Regions from separate parts of the Homo sapiens genome. Here region 2 is linked to region 1. Evidence: read pairs that join two places in POLR2A ChIA-PET (ENCODE). Cell type or tissue: OCI-LY7. All regions are shown on one strand. Each heading gives the region's core, and the rest is flanking DNA. Links, peaks and the distances in the headings are about the cores only.

Region 1 (5,003 bases), core at 433-4,432:
CATTTGCTTTTAGGCTGTTTATCTACCAGTGGTGCTGATCCATACCCTCTTCTCCACCTTGTGAAAACAGATAAGAAGATAAACTCTTGCTTCGGGACTGAGCAAAATTAATTTATCTAGAGGGGAAATGAACCTAACACCTGGTTCCAATGAACAGATTATATCGGGTACTAACTCATACAACTGAGAAAGGTTAGCATTCTCTGTGGCAAGTTTAGAAACTATCTCAAGCTGGCTTAAGAAAAAAAGGAATTATTAAAAAAAAATAGATTGTGTCCACAGCCAAAGGCCAGAAGAAGGGGACTGGAAACAGAAGCTGGAAAGCCGGTGTGTTTGTTCTCCACCTTTGGCTCTGCTCCTCTCTCTGTAAATGATTTATTTTTTTCTATCTGAAGACCAGCTTTCTTGGTGCATCAATTACTTGGTGGAAATGGTTTCCATGTTAACATGTTAAGGTCCAGCCATTAACCTTGTCTCAGTGCCAATTCCTAATTCCTAGGAAGGGACTGTGGTCCAGCTTCAGCCGAGAGCTCAGCTCTGCACCAGTAGGTGTAGTGAGGTGGGGTGAGGAAGGAGTGGGCACAGCACAAGGCTGGCACATAGCTGCCAAGAGTCGCCTCCATAATTGTAAATGGCAGTGTCAAGGAAAATGGGCTAGCTGGACAAATAAACCTAAAGGTATCTTTGACCATGATGCTCTAATAAGTTTCTCTATTAGAAATGAGCCACGCATGTGCAATAGTAATGTCAAGAGAAGAATGAAAATAGACCTATTAAATAATTGATCTTTTCTGGTTCTCTATAGGATTCATAGACGGACTTAGGGACAAATCCTAATGACTGGCCCCACCCTGGACTTGGGATTGCTCCTCTCCCGCTGCTCTCTCCCTCAGGATAAGTTCTCCGGCAGGACACCCCTCAGTCCTTTAAGCAAATAGGCTGCTATTAACACCAATAAGCCATAGTGCAAAGGGAGTGAAGATCGTGTAGACCAGGGGTCCCAACCCCCAGGCCATAGACAAATACGCATCTGTGGCCTGTTAGGAACGGGGCTGCACAGCAGGAAGTGAGCGGTGCATGAACGAGCATTTCCACCTGAGCCCCGCCTCTTGTCAGATCAGCAGCAGCATTAGATTCTCATAGGAGCGTGAACCCTATGGTGAACTGCACATGCGAGGAATCTAGGTTGCACGCTCCTTATGAGAATCTAACTATTGCCTGATGATCTGAGGTGGAGCAGTTTCATCCTGAAACCATCCCCCGTCGCATCCGTGGAAAAACTGTCTTCCATGAAACTGGCCTCTAGTGCTAAAAAGGTTGGGGACTACTGATGTAGACCACTGAGTGGGGCCCTATAATTGGAGTTGAAGAAGGAGGAGTTGGGTTAAAGGTAGGAAATGGATCTTGGAACTCAGAGGATAATTTCTAAAGAGGATGGGTTAATTGCCAGATGCATCCTCCCCACTTCATTCTAGAGAATACAGTGTTGGGTGTAAGAAACACAAGTTATTGTATAGAATGATGTGGGGTCAAATCCTGACCCCACATTAACATTAAGGCTTGGGCAAGTTACTTAACCTTTCTAAAGCACAGTTTACCCATCTGAGATGTGGTCACACTAGTTAGTACCTTCCTCATGGAGCTGTCAAGAATTGAATGAGATCATCCATGACAAGTGCCCAGCACAGTGTCTGGCTCAATATTCATCAGCAGCTGTGGGCGTTACAGCCAGGTTTGACATATCACCTCTTACTGGCTTCTCTGGAGCCCTACCACTATTTTTTTCTATGACTTTATTTTCTGTAGCACAGAAGATATTATTCCATAAAAGAAATCCTCAGATCTCAGGTACAGTTCTGTTTTAATAGAAGGTGCTCCCCCTGGCCCCTAACATTAGGGTTAGGAGGAAAACCACCAGCCCATAAGTTAGCTTTCCCATAAAGCTGTAAATACCATGGAGTCTTACAGTCTGTGACTTTGGCTTCTCTACAGCTGAGCTGGGTATACAGGATTAGGGAAGAAGTTTAGGATGCTTTGGAGAGAAAACAGAGGAAAGCAAAATATTATTAGCACTCTAGTAAATCAATCACAGATGGCCTTCAGAAATTAACCCAAAAGCAGAATGCTCATTTTCAGAGAGTGCCTGCCTTCTTGAAATAATCTGGAAAAGTCCCAAGAACATCTCTCATGTAAAAGTGATTCAATATTCACTGCTTCAGCTGGAAATGTACAAAACAAAAACAAAAAAAGTCTTTGTTCTTTCCATCTTTGCTGCTCCCATTTTCTCTGACAATTGTAGATAGGGAAATAGCACATAATGACTCCATTGGATGTGGACGAGGGGATCCATTTCCCATCCTGGGAAAGGGGCTGGTCCCCTAGGAGCTGAGCTTCTGTGCAGGAAGCTGCAGCAGGTAGGATTTGTCTCCCTGGGTCCAGGATGTGACTGTCACCCAGAGGGCACCTGAACTGCCCCAACTCTGCTTCCTCCTGTAGCCAGTGGTCTTTTTCCACTGAAGAGTTGTTTATTGCGTAATTAATGAAAGGTAATGGCCCTTGCAGATACTTTACCAGGGAGTTCAAAATTTAAACTCATGCTGCTGATTAAGATGGACTCTCCTCCTCCACTCTTAATTACCCAGCTCTGTAAAACACTTTTAACACTCACGGGGCCTCCAAGAGTATCCTGGGTTGTTAATCTTGGCATCAGCAGACTCTACTCTCAACCAACATCCCTACAAAAATGCCACAAAAGGGCCTACCCAGGGGGAAGGGAAGCAGGCATTAATTTTTCCCTTTCTCCCTGTTACCTACTTTCTCCTAGGAGGAGAAGCTCAGGCAACAATTCCTGGTTGGCTGGCCAGAGCCCCAAGCTTTGCTTCTGCTCTGAACTTCCAGCACATGGTTAAAAATCATAGCTAATGCTTCACGGAAATAAATATTTCAAAACCACGTGCTTTCTGGCCTGCCAGATGGCTGCCTTTCACACTTCCAACTGTGTCAGACTCCAAGAAACTCAGTGACTCAAATTTTGTGGTGGGTTTTATGATCCTAGAATAGGGGTTGGCGTGGTGGATAGGTAATAGAAGGAGGGTTTTTCTAAATTAAAAGAAAAATTAATGGAGTGAGTCCTACCTGCTTTGCTCGAGTAGCATAGCCTAGTCATATGAATACTGTTCACAGGTAATTTGGCAGCAAAAATCCCAGTTAGTCAACATAGTCAGCAAAGTTCTGCTCATCTTTTATTTACCTCGCCCCCACTGCCTCCGCCCCCACCTCCAATCCAGCTTAGTCACCCCGTCTTCTCTTGCTCCCTGCATGGACAGACTCGGACAACACATCCTCTGGATGGGTCAACACACTTAGAGAAGTGCGTGCATGTTAGATACAGACGCACAAAAACCCCAAGTAGGACTGAGAGGCAGAGTCCTCTGAATCCTTTTACATTTTCTGTCTTGATTTCTCACAGGTCCATCCCGACTGTTTTTCAGGTGTTGCAGACGCATCAGGATAGTAGGTCACTTAAGTCTCTTGTTGCCTGATGTGTATTATTATTATCATTAGTAGTAGTATTCTTATTATATAAGTTCTCTCTCTATATATATACTCATTAAAGAAAAATTAGAAGGTAACAATAAAGAAGCCAAAATTCAAAACATACATATTCACACAAACCACCCTGAATCATATAGCACAGAGAAAACCACTACTAACATTTTAGCATCATTCTCTCATGCTTGCTTTGTATATAACTACATAGACACATATATGTATTCATAATATATTTCATGACACCAGGTTCATGCTCTATGTACTGTTTTCAAACTTGCTTTTTTCATTTAACAATGTATTGTGGGCCTCTTTCCAAGAATGTACAAGCCCTTCTGCACTCGTGTGTGTGCACACACACAGCATCAGGATCACTTGCAAACAGAAGGAGTTTCTTCCCCCAAAGATGCCCGCATATGTCAAAAAGCTTGGTGTCATGGGTGAGCATAACTAACGAATAAGAGCACAAGGATGTCAGTGTGCCCTGACGCTGGCAGATGCTCCCAGTCTCAGCTCGGATCTGCTCTGGTTATAAGGGTGGGTTAGGAGGGGGAGGCTGGTGACCCCAGTACAGGCGGCATGAAAAGAGGCTGAGCTCAGGCACTCTGTGTGTGTATGAGGACAGGGGAGATTGACACAAAAGCTCTGGGAGTGATTCCAAAGCAGAGGTCCTCGTTCTCACCTATACTTAGACAAGGCCTAATGTCCAACATCAAAACATAAATCAACACAGCTGTGGATGCTGCCTCCCTTCCTAATTAGCATGAGAAATGTCATGTCCTTGGCAGCTCCCACTGCCTCTCTCTCAGTCCATAAAGCCAGTTGAGAGAGTTTTAGCAGCTGGGAGCCTCTTGTAGCCCTGCCAACCAGCCTTTCCCCAAACCCGAGGGAGCTGCCACCATCACTGCATTCTCTGCCAATAAGCCTGGCAAGAAAGCTGCTCTTCAGAAATTACTGCTTCTTAACAACCTTCTCCAGGACAACTCCTCACCTGACAGGCAACCCGAACCACAAAGGCCCTCTTGGTCTTCAGTACACCAAGTCCTCTAAAGCTCTAGCAACCAGCAGTAGCCTTTGCACAGAAACTGTAACATAAATGAGCTACACAAGTATCCTACACACAGAATATGAATTGCTCCACACAGAACATATGATACAAACATGAAGAAAGCGAATATCCTTCAATCTTGCATGTACTCATCAAGCATATTTATCAGTACCCTGGCACTGACAGCGAATGGGGCTCACTGCAATTAACTCGACCCTGGATTGGTGATTGAGACAGCTGTCAGTCCTGAGGAAGGGGCTGCTAGTTTCCCTCCACGTCTCATTCTCATTTAACCACCATCTCCCTCCTTCCATTCCTTTCACCCAACCCGTGACCAATCTCAGTGCAAATTATGCACCCTTACCGAACACTACATTGCAGGCCATTTGAGCACTCACAGCTGGAC
Region 2 (5,003 bases), core at 651-4,650, 230 kb after region 1:
ATTAACTCTGGATGGGACCCTAGATTCCCATTAACTCTGGATCAAGTGTCTCCAGCAGAACTGAATCCTCATGATTCATGGTCAGAAAAGATGGAGCCTGGACTCAGCTCCTGTCACTTACTCTTAGATTAGCCTTTGTTTTCTAGTCTGAAAAATGGGGAAATGGACCCTGCTTTGCCTTGGAGAGATGCTATAAGGATGAAAGGTGATGGTAAGGAAGTAAATTTCTGAATGAATTCAGGGGGTTATTAACAGCTCTACAGGCTTGGCCCACATGTCTCAGTGGGTGTGAGATTAGCCTGCTGAAGACACAAATCTGCACCTCTGTGAACTGTTCTTTTTTTTTTAACCAATTTAATTCATTCAACTCTGTTATTATTAGAAGTTAGCAGATGGTATAGGCATTGAGTGAGCATCTGTTTTCTGAATGGACATTTTTATATTTAGAAAAACAGTGGGTTACAATTCCAAGGAATGATAGAGATTCTCTGGTCCAATCCTTTTAATTTCTACTTTCTAAAGTGACTGAGGTCTGTAGAGGTCAGGGGGCTTATTCAAGGTGACACAATTAGTTTGTGTCAGAATGGGGAACTGGAATCCATGTCTCCCATTTTCTAATCCTCCACTATTTCTGTTGCACAGTACCTCCTTGTCAGTTTCATGAGACCCATCTTAGTTAACAGTCCCTGGTCCCAGACTCATAGTTGCTGACCTCCGAAGGAGACATTATGCAATCAGCATGGTGTGCCAGATTGAGGCATGAGAGGGAAGTGAGAGTGGAGGTCAGACGCTGACCCAGACGTGGTGATGAGTTGGCGGGGCCCTACTGTGCCCTCTCTCCCTGTCCACGGGGGGCAGGTCCAGCCACGCTGTGCTTACGCACATGGACACAGCCTGCTTGATTATGAGCAGGTGGTTTGACTCACAGCAGCTGAAATAAGGGGAGCAAGGGCAGCTTGTAAATCATCTCAATGCAAGTTAACCAGCAGAGCAGAGCCTAGGCCATTTCCACACAGAAAATACCCCTAGCCTGGCTCTTGGAAGGTTTTTAAAAAATTCCCAGTTTTCCTTCTTCAAGTGCCTGAAAACATGTCCTTGGAATGTGCAACTATTTCCCCTTCATCCCTGCCATTTCCTTCCCAGCACTCTTAGAAGGTTGAAATGTGTAGCTAGTTTTGCCCTAGTAAGAAGGAAACTTCACGTGGTTCCCTCTTTCTGGTATCATTGAGCTCACGTACTGGGTACATGTTTGACTGTGAAGCAGTTTCAGCCCCCTGATCCTCTGTTCATGGCTCATTCTTACTAGTTTGTCCTGAATTCATCCCAGGGTCCCGGTTAGCCCCTTCCTCTGATGCAGGTCCTCTTCGTAAGTTTCCACACTCTTCCTCAAAAATATCTGATTTACTAGCTTTGCCATCAACAAGCCTCTTGGCGAGAATGACTGAGACGGCTGCCTTGGGCCCCACGCTTGGCTGCTCCTGTTTTCTGACGCTCTGTAAACTCCATGTGAAAGTTCTATGCCACAGTCTATTTGGGCTGTGATAACAAAATACTTAGTGTAGGTAATTTATAAACAATAGTATTTTGTTTCTCACAGTACTGGAGACTGGGAGGTCCAAGACTGAGGTGCCAGCAGACTTATTGTCTAGTGAGGGCCTGTTCCTCATAGATGGTACCTTCACTGCAGCGTCAGATGGCACCTCTGCTTCTGGAAGGACTGCAGGGAAATGCTTCTATCTGTACGCAAGCGTGGCAGAAGGAGTGAACAGCTCCCTCCCACCTCTTTCTTAAGGACACTAATCCTATTCATGAGGGCTCTGCCCCCATGACTTAATTACCTCACAGGGGTCCCATCTCTTAATAATATCACATTGGTGATTAAGTTTCAACATACAAATTTGAAGTTTCAACATATGAAGTATAAACATTTGAATTTTCCTAGCCTCCAGAACCGAGAGAAATAAATTGCTATTGTTTATAAGCTCAGCCTATAGCATTCTGTCTTCATGATCTCCCCAGGAGCTTTGAAGGCTATTGCCAGGGCAGCCTCCTTCCCCTTCTTGGTCAAGCTCTGCTGGTTGGTTCTTACCAGGCCCCCACCCTTCTAGAGACAGCGCATCCACCCGTGTCCCTGGAGCTCTGCCCACAGAAAGTCCCGAGTTATGTTTCCTCCGTTTTGGGAGCTCAGCACTGATTTTACTCTCTCTGACTGAGCATCTCACGGTGATCAGCTCATGCAGACCTCTCGGCACTCCTTTTCTCAAACCACAGGCTGTGTCTGTAGGAGTCCTCTGTTTCTTGAAAGTTCTACTTCCTGGCCTCCTCTATCACTGCTTCCTAACCTTCTTCCCATCATAGCAAGCATAGAAAATAATATATGTGGAGAGCACTGGGATGAATGGACAAGGATGCTGTTGTCAAGAGGCAAGCAGCTCTAAGGGTCTGAGGGTCTCAGAATCTCAGCCCACCTGTAACCCATTTGCAGCACACTGACTGGAAGCTGTTAAATGACCTTTTGTCCCTGGTAAAAGTCTCTTCGTTCATGGTCTCTGTGGATCATTGGTGATCACGGGTCCATCTCCATCCTTTATGAGAGCTTTGACACCAGAGACAAAATTCTGAACAAGCTTTTGTCCTCACCTCTCTGTTTATGGTCTCACCTGCAGAAATGCACCAGTGCCGGAGTGACGAGTACAACTGCAGTTCCGGCATGTGCATCCGCTCCTCCTGGGTATGTGACGGGGACAACGACTGCAGGGACTGGTCTGATGAAGCCAACTGTACCGGTCAGTACTTCCTGGACTCAGTTGACAGCACTCATCCGTTCATGCAGTGGTTAACATTATAGCTTTAAACGATCGGAAAATCTAGGCTCTGAGAATTAGCTTGGACCTTAGAAATCAGCGAGTTTCATGCTTCTCAAAGAGCTGGTCTTTGATGAGATAAGGAACCTGTGCCAGAATGTAAATCAACACCCTGCTTTCAACTGATTAAACAGTGTTCTGAGTGATATCGTTGATTTATGTTCTGGCTCAAGCTTCTTATTCATTCAGGACCAGTGTTAAACAGTTTTCAGACCAGCCCCTCGGCTGGGGTCCATACTTTGAGTAAGCACTGAACTAGCTCATGTTTTTTAAAATGGAGCATCAGGGGGTTCCCCAGACAAGGAAAATGTAAACTGTGTTTGTACCCGTTTTGGGTAAGATTTTATTAAAAGTAAAGATGGAAACAACATGAATGTGCTAGGTGCTATAAGGTAGGGGTAGTGTTCTCATTCTTTTGTTGGGTTCGCTTATGTTCATTACATTATTTTTATGAATGAGTGGATGAATGGTGGCCAGATATATTATGATGGGGCAGGGCAGACTGGGGGTGATAGGCAGTGGGTAGTGCAAGGAGTTGAGAAGCTTGTGGAGAAATGAAAACAAATTCCATTTTATAATCATCACTTTGTACCCCATTGTAATTTGTCCAAAAAACAAAAATTAAGGAATTTTTGTTCCAGATTTTATTACTCATTGAGTAAATTTGCTCTACAGCCTCCTTGAGAAGCTGTTATTCAGTTCTGTCTTGAACCCCTCTAGTGATTTTGGACTAGGGAGATAAAGATGTTTCCTTTAAACATTTCATGGTAAGGACAGATCTGTTTTTACACTCGGATAATTCAGACTTCATTGTGTAATTCATTGTTGAGTCATCTTCTCAATTATCTGAAGCCAGCTATTAATCTTGTGAATTATTGGACTTTTAAATCTCATGTCTTAACCTCCTCTGCCCCCAGAGTATCCCAGCACTTCCTACACTGCCCGGCATCTGGCGGCTCAAAGCACGCCTACTAATTGGTAAAAGGAAATACAAAGAAGGTACATCTGTTATATCTCAGACCTAAGGATAAATAACTGTGCATTATGCTCTGGCTTAGACTTGCTTCCCCACGGAGAGAGATGACCTCTTCTTTTACTCTTTTGTATTCTCTGCAGTGTCCAGCACATAATAGAGTATGTGCTCAGAGAACCTTTGTGGATTGAGTAATTTTATGCAACTGCTTCCCTCCATTCCTTTTAGTTTGGAGGTGACCTCATATGGCCTTAAGGGAGTGAATAGATCTCTTCAAATGCCATATACATCACATGGGATATTCTGTGGTGTTACCAAATCCTGTTCGCTTGTAAAGTCCACCCATGTTCTTTCTGGCGCAGCCTCTGTGTCTGCACCTCTGCTTCTGAAAAGACTGCAGGAAAATGCTTCTCTCTGTATATTAAAGCATGGTCTGCAGAAGGAGGAAGAACCGAGGCCCATAAAGGAGCTGCCGTTGGCACAGGAAACACGTGAATGCTGTTTGGAAGCTTTGGGTTTGGATGGATACTTAGTTAATAGATTAGAAGGGTGCACTTGGACATTGCAGTTTGTAAATTGCAGTATGATTGAACATCTTGTTAACACAACTGCCTTACTCAAATTTGCATTTCAGCAGCATGTGCCGGTCTTACAGAATGAATTGATTACTTCATTTCTATAGGCAAGCTTGTATAAACTCCTGGTTTTTTCTCTGATTTTCTTCCGGCAAGGCAAACTGGAGAAAACTTAAGAGTCCTTGCTGCTCAGCTGCAGCCTTGTTCCAAGGGCTGTTCTTCCAAACCTTTCAAGGATGATCCACCTTCTCTGTCATCTCAAAATAGTTGGAGGTCAGATGTGAGCTCATGGTGATGTGTGGCATGACACCTCATTTTCAGACCTACTAAATTAAGCTGCGTACAGTGCCAAAAGAAATAGGTCAAGGTAGCTGACCTCCTGTTGGCATCAGCTTGGATGCGCACTCTGCTGTGCGTCCTCTTTGCTTTTCTTTTCGCCACTTTTACTTTCCACGAGGCTGTTTCTTTATTCACCTCAACCCACCGCTATTGTTTTTAAACGTGTACATCTGATTTCTGTGTGTTTTTTTAGGACAATTACCTGTAGACATTTTATTTGTATTCTTAACATCTTTCCTCTCTCCTAGATAT

The links. Peaks named below come from ENCODE experiments on the same cell type or tissue, not always from the same donor. Only the 100,000 strongest peaks of a DNase experiment are listed, where the experiment ranks them.
Region 2: POLR2A ChIA-PET joins it to region 1 with 5 read pairs; 2 of 35 experiments call an interaction of 5 or more read pairs at or near these places.

The regions. Positions count from the first base shown.
Region 1 is chr11:121,348,318-121,353,320 of GRCh38, forward strand. No RefSeq gene overlaps it. Among named protein-coding and RNA genes, the nearest start is that of SC5D, 58 kb to the left of the region's middle. In OCI-LY7, for the core only: no CTCF peak of the experiment used is centred there; no DNase peak of the experiment used is centred there.
Region 2 is chr11:121,574,615-121,579,617 of GRCh38, forward strand. It overlaps SORL1 (sortilin related receptor 1), which reads left to right. Exons shown (of 48, transcript NM_003105.6): 25 at 2,667-2,786. Among named protein-coding and RNA genes, the nearest start is that of SORL1-AS1, 120 kb to the left of the region's middle. RefSeq lists a silencer at 2,181-2,260. In OCI-LY7, for the core only: no CTCF peak of the experiment used is centred there; no DNase peak of the experiment used is centred there; H3K27ac peaks cover 1,496 bases.